Regions from separate parts of the Homo sapiens genome. Here region 1 is linked to region 2. Evidence: chromatin loops called from intact Hi-C (ENCODE). Cell type or tissue: prostate gland. All regions are shown on one strand. Region 1 overlaps GCNT2 (glucosaminyl (N-acetyl) transferase 2 (I blood group)). Region 2 overlaps GCNT2 (glucosaminyl (N-acetyl) transferase 2 (I blood group)).

Evidence for each region. Hi-C counts contacts between places; a loop is a spot of excess contacts. Peaks named below come from ENCODE experiments on the same cell type or tissue, not always from the same donor. Only the 100,000 strongest peaks of a DNase experiment are listed, where the experiment ranks them.
Region 1: a loop joins it to region 2, with 2.3 times the contacts of the local background. A loop is called at or near these places in 7 of 110 quality-filtered maps.

What each region holds. Positions count from the first base shown.
Region 1 is chr6:10,551,694-10,559,693 of GRCh38, reverse strand. The region is part of intron 3 of GCNT2 (glucosaminyl (N-acetyl) transferase 2 (I blood group)); the gene reads right to left. Among named protein-coding and RNA genes, the nearest start is that of GCNT2, 34 kb to the right of the region's middle. RefSeq lists enhancers at 1-465, 592-1,139, 3,073-3,968. In prostate gland, no CTCF peak of the experiment used is centred here; DNase peaks (open chromatin) are centred at 993 and 3,743; H3K4me3 peaks cover 2,500 bases; H3K27ac peaks cover 4,102 bases.
Region 2 is chr6:10,609,767-10,617,766 of GRCh38, reverse strand. The region is part of intron 3 of GCNT2 (glucosaminyl (N-acetyl) transferase 2 (I blood group)); the gene reads right to left. Among named protein-coding and RNA genes, the nearest start is that of C6orf52, 81 kb to the left of the region's middle. In prostate gland, no CTCF peak of the experiment used is centred here; DNase peaks (open chromatin) are centred at 3,934, 4,516 and 7,301; H3K27ac peaks cover 8,000 bases.

The DNA.
Region 1 (8,000 bases), 58 kb after region 2:
TCTCGCCTCTAATTCCTGCAAGGGAAATGGGATGCGCTTGCCAAAGTTGATGGGCAGTACATGATCCAGGCTCACCAGCCCTTCTGCCTTTCTCTCTATAGATTCCCACTAGCAGCGTGGGAGGTCTTTACATTGTTCTAGGCATTGTGTCTTCTGCAAAGAAAGGTATGTGTAGGAATGAAAGGGGTCTTTCTACCTGGGTTCCCCATTTTGTAGCTGGAGAGATTTGAGGTCCCATGAGGTTCTATGATTTACATGGGGCCACACTGTTGCAGTGAGAAGGCAGAAGCCAGCATGCCATGGCATAAACCTACAGCAAAAAAGGTGTTCTCTCTCCTAAAAAAGAGAAGAAAAGGTAGCATTCTCTCCTCTACCCATGTAGATGTCGTTCTCTCCTATACCCATCTAGATAGCATTCTCTCCTACACCTATCCAGATATCATTCTTTTGGTCTCCCAAGAGATCAGAAAGGGGTAAGGAAAAAAGGGGAATTCTTTTTCCCTTGATTTTCTTATATTATTTGACATTGATAAAACTGACCAGGCTTCTGGCAAAATAACCACAGATATTTACATTTAATAGAAACCAAAACCCATGTTTTTCTAAAAAAAAAAAAAAAAAGCAACAATTTAGACTTTTGTTAACTTATGAAATGCCCTCATCTCAGCACAATACTTAAGGAACCACTTGACTGGGACCCAACTTTTATGAATTTTAAGGAAAGAATGAAAATAGAAAGGGAATAAATATTTAAATATGAAAATCAGCTCCTAAGTACCTAATGCTCCTCAATGATATGCGAATGGTGGAAACAACAGATCAAAGGTGAAGAGAGGATGAACCCAGGCAGAGGCAGGTGCGGAAACAGTGTGCGCAGCATACGAGTGAGCCGCATTCACCAGGAAAGTCACCCTGGGATTCAAACACCAGGCATGGTATTTTCCAGAGAATGCCGGCGTGTTTATCGCCCAGCAGGCCCTGCCCTGCAGCCTGAGAGCACCTACCAGCCTTTCGAACTTGGCAATCCCCCAACAGCCAGAACAATGATTGCTTTTCTCTTGCTATAATAATGCTGTCTAGTTCATCAGAGATCCATTTTGTATTTTTCATTGAGTCCAAAGCACGCTGTTTTCTTCAGAAGAAATCCCATCATGTTTTATACACTTTAAAAAACAATCGGTCTGGTAAATTAGTAAAGATAGGAAAATTCGGGTGAGAAAGCAAGGAGTTTCTGCTAGGATCTCATTATTTTATTTGAAATAAAATGTATTTTTAAAAATCCTACACATATAATATGGTACATGCATGAGTCCAAATATTTCTCAGCTCAACAATGTCTTAGGGAGACAGCTCTGGTGCCATAGTAAAGCTTCATGCTTTACCATTCATTCACTCACTCACTGATTTATTCATCTAATATATACTTATTGAGCATTTACTCTCTGTTCTAAGCACTGAGGAGCAGTTAATGAGATAGAAAATAACCCTGGCTTCATGGAACAAATGCAGAGGAGACCAAGAACAAACCCATGCAAATAGGTAAATATCCTAATTCCACAGGGCAATAAACTCTTTAAAAGAAAAACAGAGTGGTGTGCTGGCCAATGAGGGGGAGTATCAGAGCTGCTGACACCTGAGAGCTGAGATCTGGCTAAGGGGAAGGAGCCTGTGGAGGCCTGGAGTAGGCAGGAGGGTGGCCAAGGCAAAGATCCTGGGGTAAGAGCAAGCCTGACAAATTTAGAGGAAAGAAAGAACACCAGTGTGGACTAACAGCTATTGTGGTAAAGATGTAATAAGATGATGTGTGAAAAAGAACTTGATGGACCACCAAGTGATAGCATGGAAAGGTATTACTTAGTAGTGCTAGAACATGTGAATTATCACATAAAGAACATCATTCTGGGCTAGGCATGGTGGCTCATGGCTATAATCCCAGCATTTTGGGAGGCCAAGATGGGGAGGATAGCTTGAGCTGTGGAGTTGGAGACCAGCCTGGGCAACATAGCGAGACCCTGTCTGCACAAAATTTTTTTTAAAAATTAGCCCAGTATGGTGGTGTGCACCTGTAGTCCCAGCTACTCAGGAGACTGAAGTGGGAGGATTGCTGGAGCCCAGGAGGTCCAGGGTTCAGTGAGCCATGATGTTGCCCCTGCACTCCAGCCTGGGCCACAGAGTGAGATCCAGTCTCAAAAAAAAAAAAGAACATCTTTCTGCATTTAGAAAGGACTAGGGTGAGAACTATATATGTTCCAGTTTTCATCTTCTACTTCCTAATAAAAAGTGGCTGGTTATTCTAAAGCCCTTTCAAATACGACACATTTCTTTTGCATGAAATATGGAATTGTACGTACCTGGAATCCTATTGAGTGTCACCCAGAAATGCTCATCAGGACTGAAAGTGTCCTTGGACCACTGGAGCAAATCAACAGCCCGTGGGTCATGCAGAACAAAGTTGGCAAACTCTCTTGATAGAGCCACATAGGCAGAGCCAAAGTAAATTGTGAGATTATGGGGGGGAGGCGGTTTCAACGCTGTTGTTCTTATCACATAGGAAAGCTCTTTGCCCAGGTGCTCTTGGTGGACATATTTAGTCCGTCCAATTGCATGAGCTGGGGGCAGCACCCCTGGGGTGATATTTTTACCTTTAAATCCTTTCAGATACTGAACTATTTCCTTGTTGGTTTTCAGGGGGAAGTCTTGCCCACAGGTGTTGATAACGTACTTCCATGAGACCTCGAAGGCAGAAAGATCTCTGATGCAGTTCAGGTCAGCCTGGAGCCTGGAGATCCCTCCATAGACAACGGGTTCCATCTTGGAAGCCAGAAAAGCGTTTGGGAAGCAGCTTAATAGTTGCTCTACCGCATCTTTAAATTCAGTTGTTGCTTTTTCATCCACATGAACACAGTAGATATTTTGGGGCATGTAAATAGCCCTGAAGAGCCTTGCAAAGGTGTCAAAGTGATGATGGATGACCATTATATATGCCAAGGGAAAGTCAGCTTCTTCCTTAGATAAAGGGGCTGTGATGTAGTGGCTCTGGGTCAAGTATTCCTTGCAAGAAGACTTCTCATGGATCATTAGTTTGTTTTTCCACAGGAAACGTGTTTTTCCATTGATAAAAGATGTGCAAACTTGAGTCAGCCTCAAAGGGTCTGAGATATTTAGCCTTTGGAAGCTTGGATCTCCCCCAAAATTGAACACAGAGAAGACGATAAAAATAATTACACTAGAGACAGAAATTATGAAGAGGTAACGCATTGATAAAGGCATGCCTCAAAGAAGGGTGAAATGTCAAGAGACCGTCAAAATCTGTAAGTCTTTTTTCCAAACTCACTCGTTTCTCTGAGTTCTTATTTTGCAACATACTCCACTCACTCCTGCCCTGTTGGAGACGCTGGGAATCGATTCCGTTTCATCCCGAGAGTCCAGCTGCTGTCTCTGTCCCTGTGCCGATATTACAGCCAGATCCCGCCTCTCTCAAACCTCCTTTGTTTAAATCCCCGTGGCAGGTTGCTGAAGCCCAGCCTTCCCTCCTCCCTCTGCCTCCCCGTTTGCATCTGCTAGCTGTTTTGCTAAAACTCCGGTAACTCTCTTTCCCCCGGCAGATTTAGTTTCCCATATCTCTTTCTTTCATTTCCCATGCCACCCCCGCCCCCTGGTTACTGCCATTCAGGGAATGAGCGCAGTGAAAGCCAGAGTTGAAGTGATGAGCTCTGGCAGGCGTGCCGCTTCCTGCTAGTCCCCTAGCAGGCGGCTGGACTTGCCCTCTCTTGTTGTTCGTGGCAAGGATCCACAGCCTGGCCTCTCAGCTCTTCCAGCGCAACCCACGGGATAGAAAATAGCTTCTGTTTTCCAACGTGCTGTTTCAGGAAACGTGACACAAGTGACATCTCAAATAAAAGAAAGCCTCATCCATCCCAGCTCCATTGTAATGCTTTTTTGGCCCCACCCCACTGTTTTTCAAAACAAGAGCTTACTGGAGGAGGAGTTCCTGTCCCAGGGGGTCTGAAATTGCTGGGGCGCCTTGGGCTCCTGACTCTGAAACGAACCCCTCTCCTCTCACTTCCAGCTTCGGCTGTGGTGTTTGTCTTAGAATACTGGGGTCAAAAGAAGAAGTCGTGAGCTACATCCACTGAGTTATATGAGACCTTAGAGCTTCATGGGAAATAATTTGAATCTTGGTCACAAATGATGCTCAGACAGGGGATTTGGTGGGCATTCAGGCTTTAACCCCCCCAGAGAACGGCATCAAATGCTCAGAAGTGTCATATGCCTGCCCAGTTAAGCTTATGGACCACCTAGGAAGTGGGTGTTTTTATCCCCTATTTGTAAATATAGTGGTGTTCTGGCCAAGGAGTATGAAGCTGTTTTACTTGGAAAGTTCTCATCTTCAACTTTCCACTTTCCCACCAACTAATTTTTAATGAAATGTAGATTAATGCATTTTATTTGGTATCCTCTTAAAATGGCTTGCAAAACACCAACTTAACCATTGACTGCCTGCCCATTTCCCCTCACTATTCACCTGACCTAAACAACTCCGTGCCTCAACCCCAACACGTTCACTACCCCACCCCATGCAGAAAGAATGTCCTTTAATGCACATTTTCTTCCATTTGAAAAGTCTCTACCCTGCCATGAATGGAATTGATAGGACAACACGCGGATTCCTTGCCTTCACAATGGGCAGGAAAGCAAGTGCTACCCTCCTGGGATTCAGGGGCACCCTGAACTCCGACCAAATGACACATCATTTCCTGAGCACACTGTCGCTTCCATTCTTCTAACTTTCATTGTTTACATTTTTCATGCGTTTCCAGCTTGTACATTATTTTTCTCTCTCCCTTACCAAAGTCTCCTAAATAAACTCTCTATATAACCCACCCCTGGATTTTTAGGTCAAGTAGAAAACAATACAATGAGAAAGCAGTTCAGTCTAATTCTTAGTGTCTTCTATGGAATCGAGCAAAGAGAATGATCTAAAATTTATGATAAAGAAAAATTCAATCCTAAGTTTTTCTTCTTCTGAATAATACTTTTAAATATTAGGTTATTGTGTATTCTACTCCTAAACAAAAGAGAGTAATTCAGTATCTTCTTTGGCAAAGATTTGTGGCTTAGAATGAACATTAAAATAGTTACAGTTTGACAAAGCATTCGGTGCACATAACTTAATTTGGGCAACAGAGTCTGTTTACATTATTGTTTCCAACTGGCCAATAACATGGGGGTTTGGATTTATACAAACTTAGGAGACAGACATTAATAGCATTACTATATTAAGAAATATAGACACTAACCAAATTAGGAATGTTCGTAATACTTCCGTACTCAATCCAGTACTTCAAATGGCATTGTGTGTTGAAAAATATAGTCGATTTTCCTCCCAGCTCTTTTGTCTGTCCTTGGGCCAATTTTCTCCACTCTCAGATTCTGGTATTAAAAAATCTTGACAGGAGAACTTTAAAAAAAATCCCTTATTGCATTAGAGGAAGACTGTTACCTTTCTTTTCTAATAGGCTGTACAACCTGCTTATCCAGACACCATGCACTTTTTTGCTACTGAGACTGAACAAGTCAGCCCTCCAGGCCTGCCTTTAACTATAGCTGAGGACAAAGTTGACACTAGCCAGCCATGCCTTGTCACTCACTTTGGATAGAATTATTCCCAAACTAGCCAATTAATCAGGCTAGACATGTTAACACTCCCCTGGGGCCATCTTAGAGGCTTTCTCCATATTCCGTTCATAGTCTTTTATTTTGCAGACATTATTTGAGGTATGTTTGGTTTTTTTCCTTTGAGGCAGTGTCTGACTCTGTCACCCAGGCTGGAGTGCAGTGGCACCATCATGTCTCACTGCGGCCTTGACCTCCTGGGGTCAAGCAATCCTCCTGCCTCAGCCTCACAAGTAGCTGGGATTACAGGCATGTGCCACCACGCCCAGCTAATTTTTGTATTTGTAGAAGAGACGGGATTTCGCCACGTTGGCCAAGCTGGTCTTGAACTCTTGGGCTCAAGCGATCCGCCCACCTTGGCCTCCCAAAGTACTGGGATTACAGGCGTGAGCCACCACGCCCGGCCTATTTAATGATTTTTTTCCACTTAGGATGATATGTAGAACATAGCTCCAAAGGAAAGAGAGTATCCTTTCTTTGAAATGACAGAGGACTTAGAATCTCAATGAATTAAAAAAATAATAATCAAAGGGGGAAAAGATTGCCCTCCTCCATGTGCTCAGCATCTCTTGGCTTCCCATGTGAAGGCCAAGGTACGAAAGACCTGGGGAAAACTGTGTTGGAGGCAGATGACACTGAGAGTTTGCTACATGCCAGGCTAAGTCAACTAGTGAAGGAGGTGGAAAAGACCTTGCATGAGGCACTAAAAATCTGGGACTTCATCTCCTTGCCAGAGGAGCACACAACAGGCTTCCAGTGGAGGAGCACCTCCAGGCAGGGCGTGCCAGCTGGAGGAGGATTGTGTACACATTCCCTCCTGCATCTTTCCTCTATTTAATTGCATGTACGAATGCACACTTCATTACACCCTCATAATTGTTCTGAGACTTGTTTGTCTATTGTCAATTAACCACCATCCTTTAGTTGGGAAAGGACTTGAGGGGACACAGGTTTGAGCAGCAACACTAGACATGTAAAGTTGAATGAAAGCAAAGATGGCACTGAGAAGACTGGCTCAGAGAGAGTTTGTTAAAGTCGCGTTGAGAGGCTCAGCTGCACTGGCAGAAAAGGTTAGGTAAATGGGGTGAAACTGTACCCATTCTGAGGCTCCCTGATGGCTTTCCTTGGAAGGGTATTTTTACGTGGCTTGCTCTGTCATTGAAGAAGTCAAATGACTCAGGGATTCATTCTTAATTATAAAATACAGAGATTTGTTTTTTCCCCTGACCTAAGAGTAATACATGAAAAAGTAGAGAATGCTGGCAGTCCAATTCATTTTGGACAGCGTATTAAGTACAGTCGTCCCTGTTCCAGGGATGAGTTCCAGGACCTCTGAGGATACAAAGTCCACAAATGCATAAGTCCCTGATATAACATGATGTAGTATTTGCATATAACCTATGCACAGCCTTTCTTGTACTTTAAATCATCTCTAAATTACTTATAATACCGAATACAATGTAAATGCTATGTAAACAGTTGTTATGCTGTATTCCTTAGGGAATAATGCCAAGAAAAAAAAAAAGCCTGTACATATTCAGTACAGAAGCAACCACTCTTTTTCCCCCGCCCAAGGTCGAATCCAAGGATTCAGGATCTGGGGAAACAGAGTGCTGAGGTTGGTTGAATCCAAGGATTCAGGACCTGGGGAAACAGAGTGCTGACTGTAATTCTGCTCTGGGTGGCCAGGTGGTTTGTAAATTTTTTTTTTTTTTTTAACATGATAATGATCATGATACTAACATGAAGGAAGAAGACATTTCCAAAGCACATCTTTAACTAAAACAACAATCCTCCCGTAACAAAGACATTCTCTGGATTTGTTGGATTCCCTGGGGAAAATCCTGCTTCTCCGGGGGCCCAATCATTTTACTTTCTATACCTTTCATCTAATTAGCAACAAAAGAAATTGTTGTCTAGATCACAGAACCCAAAGCATTATTTTAAATTCTCATCTCAGGCCAGGTGCAGTAGCTCACACCTGTAATCCCAGCACTTTGGGAGGCCAAGATGGGTGGATCACCTGAGGTCAGGAGTTTGAGACCAGCCTGGCCAACATGGTGGAACCCCCATCTCTACTAAAAATACAAAAATTAGCTGGGCATGGTGGCGGGCACCTGTAATCTCAGCTACTTGGGAGGCTGAGGCAGGAGAATCGCTTGAACCTGGGAGACAGAGGTTGCAGTGAGCCGAGGTGGCGCCACTGCACTCCAGCCTGGGTGACAAGAGCGAAACTGCGTCTCAAAAGATGAATAAATAAAAAATAAAAAAAAATAGCCAGGCGCAGTGGCTCATGCCCGTAATCCCAGCACTTTGGGAGGCCA
Region 2 (8,000 bases):
AAAAAAAAAAAAAAAAGAAGAAATGCAGACTCTGGCCAGGTGCAGTGGCCCATGCCTGTGGTCCCAGCACTTTGGGAGGCTGAGGTGTCAGAGGCCTGTGAACCAGAGCAACTCCATCTTAAATAGGAGCTGGGTAAAATAAGGCTGAAACCTACTGGACCGCATTCCCAGATGGTTACGCATTCTAAGTCACGGTGAGCGATGACAGCATGCTAGCAGCCCTCGCTCGCTCTCGGCACCTCCTCGGCCTTGGCACCCACTCTGGCCCCACTTGAGGAGCCCTTCAGCCCGCGGCTGCACTGTGGGAGCCCCTTTCTGGGCTGGCCAAGGCCAGAGCCAGCTCCCTCAGCTTGCTGGGAGGTGTGGAGAGAGAGGCGCCGGCGGGAACCAGGGCTGCGCGCAGCGCTTGCCGGCCAGCGTGAGTTCCGGGTGGGCGTGGGCTGGGGGCGCCCAGCACTCGGAGAAGCCGGCCGGCCCCGCCGCCCGGGGCAGTGAGGGGCTTAGCACCTGCGCCAGCAGCTGCTGTGCTGGATTTCTCGCTGGGCCTTAGCTGCCTCCCAGCGGGGCAGGGCTCAGCACCTGCAGCCGGCCATGTCTGAGCCTCCCCCCGACCGCCATGGGCTCCTGCGCGGCCAGAGCCTCCCCAACGAGCACCCCTCCCTGCTCCATGGTGCCCAGTCCCATCGACCGCCCAAAGGCTAAGGAGTGCAGGCGCACGGAGTGGGACTGGCAGGCAGCTCCACCTGCGGCCCTGGTGCGGGATCCACTGGGTAAAGCCAGCTGGGCTCCTGAGTCTGGTGGGGACGTGGAGAACCTTTATGTCTAGCTAAGGGATTGTAAATACACCAATCAGCACTCTGTCTCTAGCTCAAGGTTTGTAAACACACCAATCAGCACCCTGTGTCTAGCTCAGGTTTTGTGAATGCACCAATTGGCACTCTGTGTCTAGTTACTCTGGTTGGGTCTTGGAGAAACTTTATGTCTAGCTAAGGGATTGTAAATACAGCAATCAGCACTCTGTATCTACCTCAAGGTTTGTAAACACACCAATCAGCACCCTGTGTCTAGCTCAGGGTTTGTGAGTGCACCAATCGGCACTCTGTATCTAGTTACTCTGGTGAGGACTTGGAGAACCTTTATGTCTAAGGGATTGTGAATGCAGCAATCGGCACTCTGTATCTAGCTCAGGGTTTGTAAATGCACCAATCAGCACTCTGTGTCTAGCTAATCTAGTGGGGAGGTGGAGAACTTTTGTGTCTAGCTCAGGGATTGTAAATGCACCAATCAGCTCTCTGTAAAACAGACCAATCAGCAGGATGTGGGTGGGGCCAGATAAGAGAATAAAAGCAGGCTGACAAAACTAACAGCGGTACCCTGTTTAGGTTGCTTTCCACACTGTGGAAGTGCTGTTCTTTTGTCCTTTGCAATAAATCTTTGTACTGCTTACTGTTTGGGTCCATACAGCCTATATGAGTGGTAACACTCACCACGAAGGTCTGCAACTTTACTCCTGAAGCCAGCAAAACCACGAACCCACTGGTAGGAACAAACAATTCCAAACGCACCGCCTTGAAAGATATAACGCTCACTGCAAAGGTCTACAGCTTCACTCCTGAGCTAGCGAGACCACGAACCCACCAGAAGGAAAAAACTCTGAACACATCCAAACATTAGAGGGAACAAACTCCAGACCCGCTGCTTTTAAGAACTGTAACACTCACTGCGAGAGTCCGCAGCTTCATTCTTGAAGTCAGTGAGACCAAGAACCCACCAATTCCAGACATAGCAGGATGAGACAGGAGTCAGCACAAAATACAGGTCATAAAGACCTTGCTGATATAAACAGTTTGCAGTAAAGGAGCCGCCCAAAACCCACCAAAACCAAAGTGGCGATGAGAGCAATCTCTGGTCGTCCTGCTACACTCCCACCACTGCCATAGCAATGTCAGGAAGTTGCCCTCTATGGTCTAAACGGGGGTAATAATCCACTCCTTGTTTAGTGTATCTTCAAGAAATAACCATAAAAATGGGCAACCAGCAGCCCTCGGGGTTGCTCTGTCTATGGAGTGGCCATTCTTTTATTCCTTTACTTTCTTAATAAACTTGCTTTCACTTTGCACTGAAGACTCACCCTGAATTCATTCTTTTGCAAGATCCAAGAACCCTCTCTTGGGGTCTGGATCGGGATCCCTTTCCTGTAACAGGCAGGTAGATCTCTTGAATCCAGGAGTTTCAGACCAGCCTGGGCAACATACAGAAATCCCATCTCTATGAAAATACAAAAATTAGCTGGGTGTTGTGATGTGCGCCTGGGGCCCCAGGTGTTCGGGAGACTGAGGTGGAAGGATCATCTGAGCATGGGAGGTCAAGGCTGCAGTGAGCCAAAATCAGGCCACTGCACTTTAGCCTGGGTAACACAGTGAGATCCTGTCTCAAAAAAGAAATTGAGACCCACGCCAGGCCTCTTGTATCAACATCCAACGTCAGCATCTTCACAAAATCCCCAGAAGATTCTTGTGTGTGATCAAGTGTGAGTAGCTCTCAGCTGTAAGCAACACTGGGAGGAGGATGCAGCTTGTCCTGGGGAGCAACAGCACTGTCCTTTTTTCCTCCCCTCCTTGACCTCTCTCCCTCAGTCTTCATCAGGTTTGTAGGTTAGTCTCTTACTAACTATTCTCACTCAAAATCTTCTCTTGTGAGTGAATCTGGTCCCTATATCCTTGGGTTAATTGTAACTAACTTGTTCCCACTGCTAGGAATATATGCATTTTAACGGATCTCTCACATCACCTCCTTGAAGGCATCAGCCCACCTGTTATAGGAAAAAGCTGCACTGAGCAGAGGACCAGTTCTCACAGTGCCTTTGACTTCATAGCACTTGGCCACCAGGAGACTCTCAACCAATGTTAAAGGAATGAACGCGCGTCCATTCCCAATGCAAGGGTGGCCCCATTGACTCAGTCAGTCTTTAGTGCTGATGGGGAGGACCGTTTAGGTTTTGTGAGGATCAGACGGGCCTGGATGCTGTCTTGATTTCCCAATAGGACATGGCAACTTAAGGTGTAATAATCTCTACTTCTCAGTACCAAAAAGCATTTCTTCTACCTTTCTTCTTTTTCTCTTTTTTTTTTTTTTTTTTTTGAGACAGAGTCTTGCTCTGTTGCCCAGGCTGGAGTCCAGTGGCATAATCTCAGCTCACTGCAACCTCCGCTTCCCAGCTTCAAGTGATTCTCCTGCTTCAGCCTTCCAAGTAGCTGGGACTAGAGGGGCGTGCCACTAACGTCCAGCTAATTTTTTGTATTTTTAGTAGAGATAGGGTTTCACCATGTTGGCCATGCTGGTCTTGAGCTGAACTCAAGTGCTCCACTCGCCCTGGCCTCCCAAAATGCTGGGATTACAGCCGTGAGCCACTGTGCCCGGCCTCTTCTACCTTCTTAGCAAGCACCAACCCATTTCAATTTGCCCTTCAATAATGACCTGGGTGATCAGCAATCATCCATTCTCCATATCTGTCCTGCTTGGTTCAACTTGCTTAGGGAAGTGAGAAAATATTCAACAAGACTTCTGGTGACAGCTCAATTTGAATACCTAGTAAGCATCACTTGGTTATTATTTTGAGGAGATAATGGCAAGCTTAAGATTGAAGACCCTGAATGTACAATGTGCTCACTGTTCAGTAAGTAATTTAATTTGGCTTGGGCTGAAAGATACATGGAGATCCCAAAGCTACCAGTCCCATCACTCTTGCCAATGTCCAGTTGCTCCTTCTCTACTCCCTAAAAGCCTCTCTATTAAGCCTGTTTCCTGCCTGCTGCCAGAGACTGATCCCAGGCTGAGCACCCTGATGGAGTAGACACTGGCCTAGGGATTAGGGAACTTCCGTTCTCATTCCAGCTTTGCCACTAACCAGCTGGGTATCCCTGGACATCATCCAACGTCTCCAAACCTCACCTCTCAAATGAAGTAGGTAAATCTGATCAGTGGCTTTTCAACCTTTTAGACTGCAACCCACAGAAAAAACACTGTATACCATCACACACACACACGTATATAAAGCAAACAAGTTTCATAAAACAATACTTGTGCTTATTACATGCGATGCACTTGTTAATTTTATGTTGTTTTCTGGTCTAGTTTCATCTTAAAAATTCTGATCAAAAACTACTAAAGTGATTTCTGTATCCTCTAATGGGACACAACTAGTATTGGAAAAATACTGGACTCGATTCTATTATTATTATATTTGCTGTTAGGATCACTATCACTATTCTTTGTCAGGACTCTGGGAGGGTAGTTATGGGGAGTATGGGTAGGACCGTACCCTTCATTCACAAGAATCCTAGCAAAGGCCTATTTTTCATTATTTCTAGGACAGGGCAAAAAAAAAAGTCAATATTATCTGAGAAAACATTTTAAACTATAAAATCCAATTCTCTCATTTGCTCTTCATAGGCTTATATAAACAGAGCATTTGAGGCAAAGTTTACAGAGTAACCAGGAATGTTTTTCTTGGGGCTCAGCCTTTCTTAGTCAAATAACTGCGTTTGTTAAACATGATTCTTTGAAATGCAAGCTTTATTTATATTGACTTGACGTTCTCATTATTCTTACACAGTTTGGTCCTCATTTTGGGAGAACTATCTGTGGTAACAAGTTCCAGAAATTGCTTATTATTTAAGCTCACATATATACTTTTTAATTTCTTAAGAAAACAAGGAATTTTGTTTTTAAATGTTAAATAGTCAATGCTGATGAGAATATATTGAAAGGGCTTTCTCACAATTCAATGGTAGTGCTGAAATTGGTTCAGCTGTAGAAAATCAATTTAGAAACATGTAGGAAAAGCCACCATAACTGCCAATTCCCTTTGACCCTTTAATATCTTCAAAATAAGCTACGGAAGGGACTTTTAAAATGCAGAAATCCGTATATGAAGATGTTCATTATGACATTACACACGATAACTGACAGCACCAGCTTTGAAGTCGGAGAGACAAGCATTGCTACCACTAACTGTATGACTCTGAACAACTATTGAATCTCTTTAAGACATGGTGTACTCGTCTTTAAAACCTCACAGGGTTTTGGGAGGGCTAAATGAGAAAAATCTGTGTACAGTGCTTTGCAATGCCTGGCATACATAACCACTAAATACATGGTTGAAAATATAATCCCTTTAATAAAATCATGGGGATAATGTTTCTGTGGAAAAGACCGCTTTTTTTACTATAATCTAAAGCAGTTTTCTCAACCTCAGCATTATCGACATTTGGACCAGGTAATTCTTTGTCGTGGGGGCTGACCTATGTCGTTTAGGATGTTTAGCAGTGTTCCCAGTCTCTTCCCACTAGATGCCAGTAGCAGGTCCCCAACCACAGATGTGACAGACCAAAATCTCTCCAGACATTGCCAAATGTCCCCTCAGGTGCAAAATCACCCCTGGTTAAGAATGATTGATCTAAAGTTAAAACAAAAACAAAGGCCGGGCGCGGTGGCTCACGCCTGTAATCTCAGCACTCTGGGAGGCTGAGAGGAGTGGATTACCTGAGGTCAGGAGTTCAAGACCAGCCTGGCCAACATGGTGAAAGCCTGTCTCTACTAAAAATACAAAAATTAGCCGGGCGTGGTGGCACACACCTGTAATCCCAGCTCCTTGGGAGGCTGAGGCAGGAGAATTGCTCCAACCCAGGAGGCAGAGGTTGCAGTGAGCCGAGATTGCACCACTGCACTTCAGCCTGGGCAACAGAGTGAGGCTCTGAATCAAAAAAACAAGCAAACAAAAAAAAAACCCCACAAAAACACCAGAATATGAAATTGTATACTATTAATAAACCATGCACAAATATTTGCATGTGAAATGTGAGTGGAGGAAATACCAGTGTTTTCCTTACTTATAAAACTTTCTTTAATGTTGTATTGCTTTTATATTTTTTACAAAAGTTTATTGATATACATCTAAGCTTTATTTGCTTCATTAATTTAGTAATTGTGCTTGTGACTAATTCTAATAATTCAATTAACTTTAACAACAAAAAAAATGGAAAATTACCAAATGGCAGGGAATTGTAGTGTTAAATAACTTGTAGCCTCTTATTCTGATTGCTAATTTGGGTCATTTTTGGAAATTCAAAGTACATAGGCCGGGCATGGTGGCTCACGCCTGTAATCCCAGCACTTTGGGAGGCCGAGGCGGGCAGACCACGAGATCAAGAGATCGAGACCATCCTGGCCAACATGGTGAAACCCCGTCTCTACTAAAAATACAAAAATTAGCCGGGCGTGGTGGCGCACACCTGTAGTCCCAGCTACTTGGGAGCCTGAGGCAGGAGAATTGCTTGAATCCGGGAGGCGGAGGTTTCAGTGAGCTGAGATCGCGTCACTGCACTCCAGCCTGCCAATAGAGCGAGACTCCGTCTCAAAAAAAAAAAAAAAGAAAGAAAGAAATTAAAAGTATATATTTGTTTCCACCCAGTACTGGTTCAATTGATCAATTGAACCAGTTCAAGTGATCAATTGATCACTTAGGATTTTTTTTTTTTTTCAAATAGACATGGCTCTCCTCTCACTATGTTGCCCAGGCTGTCAAACTCCTGGACTCAAGCAATCCTCCCACCTTGGCCTCCCAAAGTGCTGGGATTACAGGCATGAGCCATCACATTTGGCCTATTTAGGATTTTTAACACGAGAAACTTACTAAAAGAGACCCTGTTTTGTTTGATGTGGATGTTTCTAGTTTTGTAGTCCCTGAGACAGTGGTATAGCATTCTTAATATGACATCTCTGCACTCATCTCGCATAACTGCCAACAAATTCACTCCTTAGTTTAAAAGGAAAAGATGAAATGAAGAAAGGAGGAAAACCCCTGAATTTTAGAATTGAATGGATTTCAAAAATTTCCTAATGCCTCCCCCTCGTTACCAAGCTATGTGAACTACAGCCTAGAAAATTTAAGTGAATTTTCTAGGCTCTAGTTTAGGAGTGCAGATGTGCTAAAGAACTTGTTGATTTTGTTTCCAGATAATTTACTCACTTATTCAAATACTTTCTTGCATGCCTCCAACATTCCAGAGTAGATGGTGGAGGTAAAGCCATGAATGGGATATTCTTGGGGTTTTCAGCTTAATGTATCTAGAGAATTTATATTTATTAATATCTTCAGTAGCAGCCTAAATGCCTTCAAGCCAGAGTCATTCTTGGACAGTCTTCTGGTGAAGACTAGGCAATGTCAGTAAAAAGTTGAGAAACATAGGCAATCCTTGGCTCAGAGCAGTTCAGATTTCATTACAATGCTGACATGGTCCATTGGCCGCCTGCCTATGCATCTCTGCTGTTTATAATTTTTAGCTCTTGTCAAACACTCTTCTAATTATAGCAGATTTTCCTGAGGTGGTGAAGGCCTTCAGCTTCCATATTCCCAGACATGTAGCCTGAGAATGTTCCCTTCTTTGCTCCACTAAACCCTGCCATACTTCAAAATCTTTCACCTTCACGATTAACCTAATGCACTAGTTATTCCCTTCCAGCTACGACTGTTGAAATTTTGCACAGTACAGGAGTCGCCAATGGATTTCCAATCTACCAGCAGTTCTCCAAGCTGGTTGATAATAGCATTGCTCAAACACATACCTTTTGCTTTCCTTTGATGCCACAGTCCTCACTCAGGTGCTCAACATCTCTCATCAAGAAGACTGTAATTGCCTGCCAGTGGGTCTCTCTGTCTGCAGTATTTCCACCAGATGCAGTCAATACCACCAGATGGCTCTTCCTATAATCAGCACTGATCCTGTCACCCTTCTATTTGAATGGTTGACCCTGTGTCTGATTTTTCAAGCCAGCTTGAGATGCCCCACCACCACTCACCCTCCAACAAACAAGCAAACTCAGACTTGGTCTCATCCTAGACCTCTTCTGCCGCCTCTTACCACCCTTACCAGAATTCCAACTCCTCACTTCATTTCTCATTTTACATTTCTACATTTGTTCCCCTGGACCCAGCTTCA